Linked DNA regions of Homo sapiens: region 1 is linked to region 2. The links are chromatin contacts, found by Hi-C or POLR2A ChIA-PET in ENCODE. All regions are on one chromosome and are shown on one strand. The core of a region is the stretch at or near the end of the contact, and the rest is flanking DNA. Distances in the headings are between cores, read along the strand shown.

Region 1 (6,507 bases), core at 288-2,787, 230 kb after region 2:
CTGACTTTTGCCTTTCTCATTTCCATTCTGCTATTGATCCATCCAGTGATTTTTAAACATTTCAAATATTTTCTTTGTTATTTCTAAAATTCCAATATCCTCTTTTAATACTTTCTCTGCCAGGATTTCTTATTTGCTTATTCATTTCAAATGTATTTCCTTGATCTCATTGAGTAGAGTTGTAGTAGATGCTTTAAATTCTTTGTCTGATAATTTCAATGTCTGAGTCATCTTGGTGCTTTCATCTGTTAATTTTTTTATCCTTTGAGAATGGGCTGCATGTTCCTGTTTCTTTGTATGTCAAATAATTTTGGATTGTATCATAGACAATCTTAATGTCATATTATATAGACTCTACATTCTGTTAAGATCCTCTGAATTATGTAGATGTCTTTGTTTTAGCAGGCTATTGATTCATACATATGTGTGCATCCACATAACCACTGCTATAATAGTCAGGGTTTTCCAGAGAAATAGAACCAACAGGAGATGTGTGTGTGTGGTGTGTGTGCATGGATGTGTGTGTGTGCCTGTGTGTGTGGATGTGCGTGTGTGCATATGTGTGTGTGTGCGTGTGTGTGTGTGTGCGCATGTGTGTGTATTTCTTTATTTACCGTAAGTTATTGGTTCATAGGATTATGGAGGCTGAGAAGTCCCACAAGCTGCCCTCTGCAAGCTGGAGACCCAGGAAAGCCAGTGGTGTAGTTTGAAGGCCTGAGAGTCAGAGAACCAATGGTGTTGATTCCAATCTAGATCTGAAGGCCTGAGAACCATGAGTGCTGACAGAAAGAGACTGATGTCTCAGCTCAGGCCATCAGGCAGAGTTAATTCACCCTTCATCCATCTATTAGTTCTATTCAGACCCACAATAGGTTGGATGGTGTTCACCCACCCTGAGAAGGGCCATCTGCTTGACTCAGCCCATGAATTCAAATGCCAGTCTCCTCCAGACCTTCATAGACACGCCGAGAAATCACTCACTGGCTATCTGGCATCCTGTGGCCCAGCCTAGCTGGCCCACAAAATGAACAATCACAACCACTTAGATCAATAGGTGGATCATTTCTAGTCCCTCCAGAATTCCCACTCCAAGGGTGTACTCACTTCACAAGTAATCATCATTCTGACTTATTTAACCATTGGTTAGTTTTGTCCATTCCTGAATATCACATAAACAGAACCACACAATATGTGTTTTAAAACATCTGGCTTCTTTTCTTAAAACATAGTATCTGTGGGATGCCTCCATGCTGTTAAATGTAGAAATAGTTCATGACTTTTCATTACTGGGTGATACCACATTGCATGAACATACTGCAGTCTATTGATCTAGTCCCTTGCTGATGGACAGCTGGGCTGTTTCCAGTTTAGGACAACAGGCTGGGCATTTTAGGAGGCAGCACAGAGCAGAATGGCTACAGGCATGTCTCTTACAGCCACACAACCCCGACTCAAATCCTAGCTCTGCTGCAGACCAGCTGTGTGACCTTGGGCAAGTGACTCACCCTCGCTGAGCTGCAGTTTCCTCTTCTGTGAAGTGGAGATTATGGTAGCAGTACTTACTCAGAGGGTTGTCATGAGGATCAAGTAAGAAGTCACATGAAATCACAGCCTGCAGCCTACCAGAGCCAGAGCCCAGTAAATGGCAGCTGTTAAATGATTATTGTGGGAGGAGGTAGCAATTATGAATGTCAGCTCTGAAATCTGATCTGAATTCACATTTCAGGCTAAATGAAGCAATCATTAGTAAACACTCAGCATAGGGCTAGCAAATAATAAGCTCACAATTTATTATCCTTATTGATACCTGATATGTAAATACTAGTAGCCTTTACAACAAGCATTCCCATGATAGGTTTTGCCATTTGATAGAGAACAGAACTGTTTCTCAGGGATGTGCAGCATTTCTGGTCACAGAGCAAGAACAAGGTGGTGTAGGGACCCTGCTTATCCTACCCTGCCCTCCAGATGCAGGGACCCCACTCCCACCCACCCCTACAGCCTCACCTTGAGTATCAGAGAAGGTGATGGTGGAGAGCCACCTCCCAGACTGGCCTGGGCTGCTTCCTGGGCCCATTTCTGTCCCTCTCTGGGTTTCACAGCTTCCCATCCCACCCAAAGGTGCACTGGTGCTGACCCTGGGCAGTGCTGTGGGCAGTGAAGGCCGGATGAGGTCCCTGAGTGACAGCAGGCTCTGAATTGCCGCAAGTGTCACCATGGTAAAGTTTCTTTCCTGCTCTGTGCCTCAGTTTCCTCATCTGTGAAGGGGCAATGGTGATAGCATCTGCTTCACAGGGGCCCTGTGGGTGCTGAATCAGAGGGCCCAGGTGAGGTTACGCCTGGGGTCAGGGCAGGGCCACCAGGGGTGTCCGGGGGCCACGCGAGCCTTTGAGAGGTGCCGCAGGTCTTGAGTCCACATACCAACTGCCACCCACACAGGCCGACGTCCCTTCCAACGGTGCAGCGGGGCTAAGGTCACTTGCAATCGTGGAGAAGAGACAGTGACCTGGGGTTGGGGCAGGAGCCTACGTCAAGACAGAGTCACGGATGGGTGGGGCTCAGTCCCTCCCTTGGAGGGAACCCCCCAGGACTGTGGCAGACCCCCTTGCAAGGTCCTCATCGGCTCCAGGGCAGGCCCAGCCTCTGCCATGGGTGTGAGGGAGAGTTGAGGGCTCTATGACGCCCCCCTCCCCAGATAACTCAAGGCCCGGGGAGGGAGCTTTGGGTTGAGATGGTGTCGTCAGGGGCTAGTGGGCAGGTGTGCAAAGCCCCAGGCTGGGCCCAGAGAAATTCAGCAGCAGGTTTCAGGGCAGCAGGAGGTCGGCTGGGAGGGTGGATCCTTATGCATCTCTCTGTCTCATCCCCTCTGACCGCCTCAGCCAGGGGGAGAGAATGGAGCTCGGTGAGCAGCCCCAGTGGGCCTGCTATGAATTACAGGACCCCCTGCAAATTCACACACATGCTTGCCCCCTGCTGTGCTACTGACAGCAAAGGCAGAATCTGAGCTGCTGGGACTTGCCCAAGGCTGCCAGCTGCAGATGCTGGAGCCAGACAGAAGCCCAGGCCGCCTTCACAGTCTGCATAGTTCCAGTGCAACAAGGAACCTAAAGGGTTAACCAGCATTAGCACAGGGCCCAGCAAGTCACTCCCAGGTACCTGCTCAAGAGAACAGAAAACATGTCTGCACAAAAACCTGCACAGCCAAGCTCACAGCAGCACCATCCACAGCAGCCACAGTGCAACAACCCAATGTCCACAGCAACTGACGCACAGAGAAACCAACTGTGGTCTAGCCACACAAGGGAATATTATTCAGCCCTGAAAAGGAATGCACTCCTGGTCCATGCTGCAAACATGCATGAACCTCAAAAACATTAGGCCAAGTAAAAGAAGCCAGTCACAACAAAACTAAATGTCGTAGAATTCCATTTAATGAAATGCCCAGAGTTGGCAAGTCTGTAGAGGGATAGAGTAGAAGGGTGGTTACTGGGGCTGGGGAATGAATGGGGGGTGGGGAAGTTGTGGGGCATGGCTGGAAGGTGTGGAGTTTCTTTCCAGGAGAATGAAAATATCCTAACATTGATTCTGGTGTTGGATGCCCGAGTCTGAATATACTGAAGACCACTGAATTGCACATTTCACATGGGTGGACTGCTGGTTCGTGAATTCCACCTCGATGAAGCTGTGGGTGAATCACTTGAGATTAGGAGTTCGAAACCAGCCTGTACAACATAGTGAAACCCTGTCTCTACTAAAAACATAAAAAATAAAAAATAGCCAGGCATGGTGGGGGGCACCTGTAATCCCAGCTACTTGGGAGGGTGAGGCAGGAGAATCACTTGAACCCAGGAGGTGGAGGTTGCAGTGAGCCGAGATCCTGCCACTGCACTCGAGCCTGGGTGACAAAGCGAGACTCTGTCTCAAAAAAGAAAAAAAGAAAAGTAAAGAATGCTGGACCATGTGGGAAGTGCCTAGCCTTGGGTCAAACCCCTTGCAGGTGCCCAAGAGATGGATGGAGACCACACAGAGGCATGCCCAGCCCAGCACCCTTCCCAAATGCACTGGATATGCATTAGCCGCCCTCCTTATTCTGTGCCTCCCAAAGCACCCACCCAGGTCCAGGCTCTGGGACTCTCAGACTCTGCCGGTCCCCTGCCCTGGGCCAGGTCCTGGGTTGGGTATGGAGAGCTGAGAGCCCAGAGCCAACCAAACCGTGGTGCCCTGGTAGCCTGCAGCTTGTTCATTTTGCTGGCAGCGAGACCCCTTGAGATCCAACTGCCCAAATGAAACATAAAGAGGCCGAAGCGCATGGTGGTAAAAGATGTGAGTCCCCAGATCGAAGCTTGGGGCAATTCTGCATGAGTTAGTTACACCGCTGCAACAAAGACACCTAAAAACACAGGGGCTCAATCCCTGCGTCAAGATCTCACATAAAAGGGAGATAGGCAGCCCAGGGCTGATTGGTGGCCTGACAGTGCCAGGGGCCTGGCTCCTTCTATCTCTCTCCCTCGCCATCCTCAGCAAGTCACTTCCATCTTGGGTCCAAGATGGGGAGGGAGGAGGGGACACCTCTTGCCATTAAGGGCAAGGCTTAAAAGGGCTTATGGAGCTTCAGCTGGAGTGGCCTCAATCAGAACTTATTCATGGCTGGGATGTGTTGCAAGGGAGTCTGGGAAATGCAGTGTTTATCTGGGAGGCCACGTGCCCAGCGAAGCATTATTACATTATTGTACAATAGGATGGGATGGGAGAGAAAGGAAGGAAAGAGGGAGGGGGAGGATGAAGAGAAGGAAGGAGGGAGGGAGAGGAGTAGGGAGGGAAAGAAGGAGGGAGGAAAGAAGGGAGGGAGGGAGAGGAGAAGGAGGAAAGGATGGATGGAAGGAAGAAAGGAAGGAAAGAGGGAGGGAGGGAGGAGAGAAGGAAGGAAGGAGCGAGAAAGGAGGGAAAGAGGGAGGGAAGAGAGAGGGAAGGAAAGGAGGGAGGAAGGAAGGGAGGGAAGAAAGATGGATGGAGGGAGGGAGGGAAGAATAGAAGGAAAGAAGGAGAGAGGGAAGGAGGGAGGAAGGAAGGAGGGAAGGAGGGAGGAAAGAAGGAGGGAGGAAGGAAGGGAGGGAGGGAAGAGGAAACACTGGACTCTAAGCATGTACAGTAAGCATTGTGAGCCTCAGTTTCCTCGTCTGTAGAGAGGGAAGCAGTTTCAAAGGCTGCTTGGAAGACTGATTGACGAGGCACAGTGCACCCGCAGGTAAAGGGGGACTACCTCACTGTTCTCCCGCCCCCGAAGACCTCCATGCTGGGCCAGGAGGACAGAGCGGGAGGTCTGCCCACTGCCCAGGAGCACCCCAGTGGGTGGAGTGAAGACTGGGCTGGCACACTGAGACAGTGGAGTCCACCGGGAGCTCAGGGGACTCAGGGACTCTTCAGCCCCTATCTGGGAACCCACTAGGGTTGGGACCCCTGTGCCAGACCTGGCCCAGCTCGGGGAGGGCTCTGCACTACCCGCTGCCTGTGGTCTGGCCCAGCCCCTGCCAGCACCGGCCCATGGTGATGTCACTCAGCATGCCCAGTGCCTGCAGCACTTCTCTGGTCTCTGGCCCCAGACCCACTGGCCGGCCGGACGCTCGATATATTCTGTTTTGAAAGAAAACAAACTCTTTTGAAACACTGCTGCTGGGAGCACAGGCTGAAAGTCTCGCCCCCACACTCCTTTCCCCTCCCATGGGAGCTGGTGCACATCTGAGCATCGGGGAAACCTGACAGGTGGGGCCACATGTGGGGCAGATGCCCCTTCCCCACCCTCCAAGGCAGCAGACGGGTACAGAGCCCCTGCTGTGTGGCTGCCTGGGATGCAGAGACAGCATTGAGACTGAAGGCAATAGGGAGCTATTGAAGGATTGAGAGGGAGAGTGACTGGGTCAGATAAGTGTCTCAGGAAGTTGGGGCAGTGCGACCCCCATTGGAAACATGTTGCAGTTGGTGTGAGTTGAACTAGGGGCACGATGGGGTGACAAATGTGAATGACATTTAACACAAGAAGCCACGGAGTTAGTGGCCACTCAGGCCCAAAGGGGCCCCAGATCATGCCAAGGCCTCCCAAGGCCGCCTCAACCTCAGGTCTTCATGGCAGGAACTGGGGGCCCCGTTTGGGAGGCTCTGGAGCTCCAGCAGAGCAGAGGGTCTGGGGAAGGCTTGCCAAGGCAGGGCCTTTGCCACATCCATGGTGGGGTGGGATGGGGGGTGGTCCTGAAGGGTCTGGGTGGTCAGGAAGCCCAGCCTGCATGGTCTCCCTCCAAGTGTTGTCAGCGCCTCGGGGGACCTTGGAACCGGGGCTGGGAATGCTCCACCTGCCAGCCTAGAGCAGCATGATCATGCCAGCCTGGCCCCCAAGCCAGTCCAGGGCAGTGGGACAGGGTGACCACAATAGCCTCAGAGGGGCAGAGTAACAATGGTGACCTCCTTCTGAGCTGTCCCTTGCACCAGGGACTCGGCATGGGACTGCTTTCATCC
Region 2 (6,444 bases), core at 3,177-5,676:
GGCAAACCTCAAACTCCTGGGCTCAAGTGAGCCTCCTGCCTCAGCTGCCTGAGTAGGTGGGACTACAGGCATGAGCCACCACATCTGGCTAATTAAAACAATTTTTTTGTTTTTGCTGGAGACAAGGTCTTGCTGTGTGGCCCAGGTTGGTCTCAAACTCCTGGCCTCAAGTGATCCTCTGAACTCAGACTCTTCAGTAGCTGGGATTACAGGCGTGAGCCACTGGGCCTACTTCCTTTCCCTTTAGACTCAAAAATCCAGTGTAGGAGCTTTGTGGTCCATTGAGTAGGCTGCATTGCCTAGCCTCCCTGTTGCTGGAGAAGTGTATCAGCTAGCTTTTGCAGTGTAACAAACCACCTCAAAACATTGTGGCTTAAAACAGCGAGGGTTCATTATTTCTCCAGGTTCTGTGAGTTGGCTAAGCAAGATTTCTGATCCGGGCTGGCCTGGCTGTGGCTGGATGGTTGGGGATGGCCTCTCTCCCATGTTGGGGGCCTCTGCTGGGACAGCGATGCTCTCCCTATGTGCTCATTCATCCTCAGGAGATCAGCCCGGCCTTGCTCATGTGCTGGCGGGAGGTCCCGGTACCGACATAGCAGCCTGCATGCACAAAAGCTTTTCCAGCCTCTGCTTGCATCCTGTTTGCTTCGTCCCTTTGGACAAAGCAAGTCACAGGCCAAGTCCAGATTCAGGGGTGGAGAAATAAACTTCATCTCCTGGTGGGAGGAGTGACATTGTCAAACAGTCATATGAGGGAGTGTGAATAAATTAGGGGTCATTACTGTCATGCTCTACCACTGAGTGTGTGACTCAGTTCTGGCCAATGAGATGTGAGCAGCGTGGGTCTTCTAGGAAGTCTCCTTCCAGGGAATTAGGCACACCTCCTTTCTCCCTTCCACATTCCTTGCTGCTTGGAATGTGGATGTGATGGCTGGAGCTCTTGCAGCCATCTTAGACTATGAGGTTGAGAGCCACACCCTGGGAGTGGTGAATTAGTTGGAAGGAAGCTTGGTTCCTGTTGACTTCTTGGTGCCTTAGACTGCCTATCCCTGGACTTCTTTTACATGATAGGAAATTTACGTGGGGTCAAATTTCATCCTGACTGATACATTTGGCAAAGACTCTTGTCTCTCAGAACGTGAGGATTTGGGTGGCCTCTCCCCAAAGTTAAGTGGATGGACTTAACACACATGAGGAGGGCAGCTCAGGTGCTTCTCAGGGGCCTGGATACCAACCATGGGTTTCTTGGGAGAGATACTCTGGAGGAACCTCTGGAGTTAGGGCACTAGGGACAAACTGGCTTTGAAGGCCTGAGATCCAGATGGGGAGAGTGGCAGCCAGTACCACTGTGCCCAGCACTGGCCTCACCCCTGTAATCCCACCACCAGCCCCTGTAGTAGCTCTGTCACTATTTTACGGGTGGAGTAGCCAAGGGGTAAAGTGACTTTTGCATAAGGCTGTGCGACCCAATGTGGAATGAAGATTCCAACCCGCAAATGACCTCAGGACCCTGACTCTGAGCCGAGACTGAAGCAGCCCATTCATTCATTCACTCACACACTCATCCATTCATTCAGCACTTTCTGAACACCTTCCATGAGCCAAGCACACCTCACAGTGCTGGGGCACCGCAGGGGACAGAACAGACCAAGTCCTATCCTTGTGGCTTGCATTCTCATGGGATCAGAGACTCAGCCCCCTGGGGAAGCAGGGTGGGGAGAGAGGGCAGCCTTGCTGGGGAGGTCTGGGGGTCTCCTTGGAGTAGCATGTCTGAATGGAAGCCACGGCTGGCTTCGCACCGCGGCTGCAGCATGTTAGCTGGGTAACCTCAGGCAGGGTCCACATTGCGCTTCAGTTTCCTCACCTGTAGAACGTGGCCGTCGACCTCCTGCTGGTGGGGCTGGTGTGAGGAGGTGGGGTACCCCACGCTCACAGCAGCATGCAGGGGCTGCTCCTCTGCGAGGACTTGGTGGCTCTATTTGTCCCTCCTAGAGACCTCCAGTCTTGGTCTGGCTCTCTCTTTAGCATGGAGCAGGAGATGAGGAGGTGGCCCTGACTACATCACTGTTGCTTTCCCAGGGTCCTGCTGATGCCTGCTGGCTGGGACGAGAGGGGGGTGCGGTCAGAAAGGGCCTGGTGCCATGTGGCAAACAGGTCGGGTGCACAGGTCACGTGTGAGAGTCCAGCCGCAATAGCGGCTCAGGATCCAGCAAATGGGCTTGGGCCCTTTGCTGCAGAGCTCTTGGGTCAGGTGGTCACACGCTCCTGTGTGCTAGGTCCCTGACATGCCAGGTGCAGGTGGGGGGTGCCCGTCTGCAGTCACGAAGGCTGGAATTCAATCCTGGCTGGGACCCTCACCGGGCAAGTGCTTAGCTGGGCACTCACCAGGCACCCAAAAGTGACCACTGCTATAATCATGGCAGCAATAAGTGTGACATACTCCAAGGTGTTATAATTTAAGGAACTTTCTTATGTGAGCCACACATATACTTGCCCACATGCACACACAGGCACAACACATCTATACAAACATGCACACACACATACATGCTTCTGCACACCAACACACATGTACATGCTTCTGCACACAACACACACAGATACATGTTTCTGCACACCCACACACACGTACCTGCCTGGGCATGCATGCACACACGTACATGTTTCTGCACACCCACACACACGTACCTGCCTGGGCATGCATGCACACAGGCACACAGCACGTACCCATAAGACTCAAGCATGCACACGCCCCTGTGTGCCTTTGGTCTCAGCCTTGAGCTTCACTTACCAAATGTGCAGGGGGCAAAGCCACGCACAGGCTGAGGGCGCCGAGCTGCAGAAGGCCCTCCCAGGGAAGGAAGTGGCAGCAGCTGTTGGGTGCGTGTTATATCCATGCCAGGCTCCTGCTCAGGGCTCTCTGTAGATTTTCTTCCATAAAGAGAAGATTTTCTCATCCCCATCATACAGATGTGGGCATCTAGGAAGGGGTATGACCTGAGAGGCAGGAGGTGTCCTGCCTGGGAGTGGCTCCCCCAGGGCTGGGGTGGCTGTCATCAAGCCCAGCTGACTACCTCCCCTGGGATTTTTGGGTAGCTGGTGAAAGGTTGGCTGGACCACTCTGTATCATTGAGGCTCGGAATTGGTGGTTTTGGTCGGGGGGGAGGGCCGTGGGAGCCAGGCAGAGGTGCTGGAGAGAGGGAGACAGTGCTACCCTGCACGGGGGTCCTGGGAGCAGTGGAACGTTATTCAATGCAAGTCATCCAGAGCCTAGGCCTTTGGGACCGCCTGCCCCCACCATGACCCTGGGGTGCCCAGTGAGGGGCAGGGGGCAAGGTGGGCCTGAGAACAGGAGTGGAGGCAGCTGGCGGAGGGCAGCTCGGAGGGAGTCAAGCCCCTGCCCATCTGTCTCAGCCCGATCCCCAGGGACTCTGGGGAGGCCCCTGGTGGAGTGTACTGCTCCGAGGGCAGTGGGAGGCATTGCTTGGAGAATTAAAGAAGAGCGTGATCCCAAGTGGCCGAGAACTTGGAGTGAAGAGCAGTGTGCTCAGGACCCATGTGGAAAGTGGATCCCGGCTCAGCCATCCTTCCCCACCCCAAGGAGCCTTTGGATCAGCCCTGCCCTCCCTGCAGCTGCACCCGCACGTGTCTTCCCAGGCTCTGAGGGGCTCACAGGCGGGTTGGGGCGGAGGGTCCCATGCCCTCTGGGAGCCTGCTGGAGGCACTGCACTGCAGAGGGCATGAACCTGCAGATTCTGGCCTTGCCACATCCTCAGAGTGTGGCCGACGGCAAGCTGGCCTCTCCACATGCCAGTTTCTGCCTCCCTAACGTGGAGAGGGTACAGCACAGACAACAGATACCACGTGAAAAGCCCCTACCCAGTGCCTGGCACACAGCGGGTGCTTCGGTTCTTATCTCATTGGAACTGTACATGTGCCTGGGGTGGTAGGAATTCCTGTCCCTTTTCCAGGTGGGGCATCTGGGACTCAGACCCATAAGTGGCTTGCCCCAGGTCGCACGGCCAGTTTGAGGTAGGGCCCCATGTCTGCGTATATGATCCCATCGTGAGACAGCACCTCTGAGCAGCCAGCCTTCCGGGGCGGCTAGAATACTCTTCAAATCTACAAGGTTTCATTTATATCCAGGGACAGCCATGCCCAGGCAGCGCTTGGCCAAGAGAGAGCACTGTGCTGGGAGTCCAGAATCTTGGCCCCAAATCCCGGCAGGACCCAGGGCAAATGGCTTCCCTCCTGGCGAGTGCCTTTCCTCCTCTTGGGCACAGTTCCGATGTTACCTGGGCTGGGCCATGGAGAATGCCGCCCAAGGGCTGGTCCTGGGCCATTGTTTACCCTAGTTCTGCATGGAGGGTTTGACCTCACGCCCGGCTCCCCACCTGCCCGCCCTGCTGTGCGGCCTCCTCCCTGCCTCGGCTGACTCACAGCTCTGCTATGCGTCCTGCAAACATTCCGGAGCCCTCGCCCTGCAGCAGTGCTCTCTGCATTGGTGGATAATAGGGCAGCACTCTGTACCCAGAACGGGAGGCATTTGGGTCCCCTAAGAAGCATTTGTCATTCTGTCCCTGCCTCTGGGCTCCTCGCCTGTGATCTCAGAAACAGGGCTGGGTGTGTCTCTGCAGCCTTCCTGGGGAAGTTTTCTTTTAATCTGCTAGACCCATGGCGGGGGGGCGGGGGGAGGGGAGCCAGAACACTCTGATCTGTTCCTGCCAGCTCAGGGACCTCGGGCAAATCGAGTCAGCTCCCTGTGAGAGGCGGGAGTGGGCGGCATCAGTGGTTTGCAGAGACGTAGGTTGCAGAGCCAGTGAGCCGGTGACATCTTGCATGCAGCCTTGATCCAGGGAGTGAAGGAAGTGCTCAGGCTGGGTGTGAGGGCGGGGAGGGGGCTGGGGCAGAGCTGGCTTTTCTGTGCGCTCTGCGGAGACCTCTGAATCTCCTCTACCCGTGGTGGGGGAAGCCCCAGAGTTCCCTGCACCTTTGAGGTCTCTCCTCACGCCAGCGGGCTGCAGCCCACGGTAGCCCAGGGTCACATAGTGGGGCCCAGCTAGAGTTTGAACCCAGAACTTTGTGACCTTGCACCCTGCAAGCATTCCGCTTGACCATTAGGGTGGTCAGCACCTGTCCCTGCCGCCGAATGCCAGCTCTGTGAGGTTGAGGCCCCACCCACCACTGCACCCAACACTGAGCATGGTGGTGAGTGCGCGCCAGGTGCCCAAGAGTCCTTTGCTGAGTGGGCGACGGGTGGGGTCCTCCTACTTCCCCCTGCCCTCCCTCCTGGCCCTTGCAGGGGCTAAGTACCTTTGTACCCCTGGGTGCCCCCGCCACGACCCTCCCCGCTGGCCCACTTCCCCCTTCCCTGTTCTAGCCTTCAAGGTCTGCAGTCTCTGGTCTCACTTCTCTCCTCCCCTGGTTCCAGTAGACAGCGGCCAGAGGAGGCGCTCCTGGGGTTGGATTCACTGTTGGTTTTAGGAACTGAGAAAGGCCCCCAATCCCCGAGAAAATCCAGGGCAGAATGTGGCTGAGGAGCTGGAGGGAGGAGAGGAGACCAGGCGCCCTCCCAGGGCCTCCACCTCAGGCCTGTAGATATGAGGTCCCCCAAGGCCTTGCTGTGTGACCTGGGCAAGTTACTCCATCTCTCTGGGCCCGGATAGGGATCAATGGATCCTATCTTGTCGGAATGCGGGGGCATTGAGGGCAGCTGGAGAATGTAAGCTTAGCTCCCAGACTGGTGCTCGGGAGGGCCGGCGAGGGTTCTGCTACGTTTATTACCACCTTTACTGGCGAGTTCAAAAGGAGCAAATCAGCAAAGGCCCCAAAACACTGGGGCCCAACAGACACGCAGTTTCCCCTTGAACAATGCACGTGTTAGGGTTGCGACCCCCTCCCCCATGCAGTGAAAACCTGCATGTAACTTTCGACTCCTCCAAAACTGAACTACGAATAGTCGACTGTTGACCAGAAGCCTCACTGATAACATCAACAGTTGATGGACAGATATTTTGTATGTTACATGTATTACATGCTGTGTTCTTACAATAAAGTAAGAACATGTTATTAAGAAAATCATAAAGAAGAGAAATATATTTACTATTCAGTAAGTGGAAGTGGATCATCATAAAGGTTTCCATCCTTGTCATCTTACATCAAAGAGGCTAAGTCAGAGGAGGAGGGGTAGGAAGGAGGAGGAGGAGTGGGAGGAGAGGTTGGTCTTTGTGCCTCAGGGGTGGTAGAGGTGGAAGAAAACCTGCCTATAGGTTGAAACCCGTGTTGTTTAAGGGTCAGCTGTAGACAGATGGCTCCCAACTTAGGATGCAGCTTAAGGATCTCTTGACTTCACAATGGTGTGAAAGCCATATGCGTTCAGTAGAACATCAGTAAATTCCATGAAATAGTAAACATCTTATTATAAAGCAGGCTTTGTGTTAGATG

The links. Hi-C counts contacts between places; a loop is a spot of excess contacts on that map. ChIA-PET counts read pairs that join two places held with the same protein, here RNA polymerase II (POLR2A). Pooled maps may share reads with other maps.
Region 1: a map of mammary epithelial cell shows a loop between it and region 2 (3-fold over the local background). The contact joins two enhancer-like sites. A Hi-C loop is called at or near these places in 2 of 168 maps with a recorded cell type or tissue (endothelial cell of hepatic sinusoid and mammary epithelial cell) and 5 of 50 pooled maps. POLR2A ChIA-PET finds 5 or more read pairs at or near these places in 1 of 52 experiments (PC-3).

The regions. Positions count from the first base shown.
Region 1 is chr11:69,351,399-69,357,905 of GRCh38, forward strand. All of the region lies in intron 2 of LOC105369370 (a long non-coding RNA gene), which reads left to right. Among named protein-coding and RNA genes, the nearest start is that of MYEOV, 60 kb to the left of the region's middle. Within about 2 kb of position 1,538, at least 7 of the 41 ENCODE cell types and tissues checked have a DNase peak (open chromatin) inside an H3K27ac peak, as active enhancers do; they include PC-3, where a contact is called at or near this core.
Region 2 is chr11:69,118,470-69,124,913 of GRCh38, forward strand. No RefSeq gene overlaps it. Among named protein-coding and RNA genes, the nearest start is that of SMIM38, 34 kb to the right of the region's middle. RefSeq lists enhancers at 1,926-2,554, 4,312-4,606, 4,326-5,141 and a silencer at 4,312-4,606. Within about 2 kb of position 4,427, at least 26 of the 41 ENCODE cell types and tissues checked have a DNase peak (open chromatin) inside an H3K27ac peak, as active enhancers do; they include PC-3, where a contact is called at or near this core.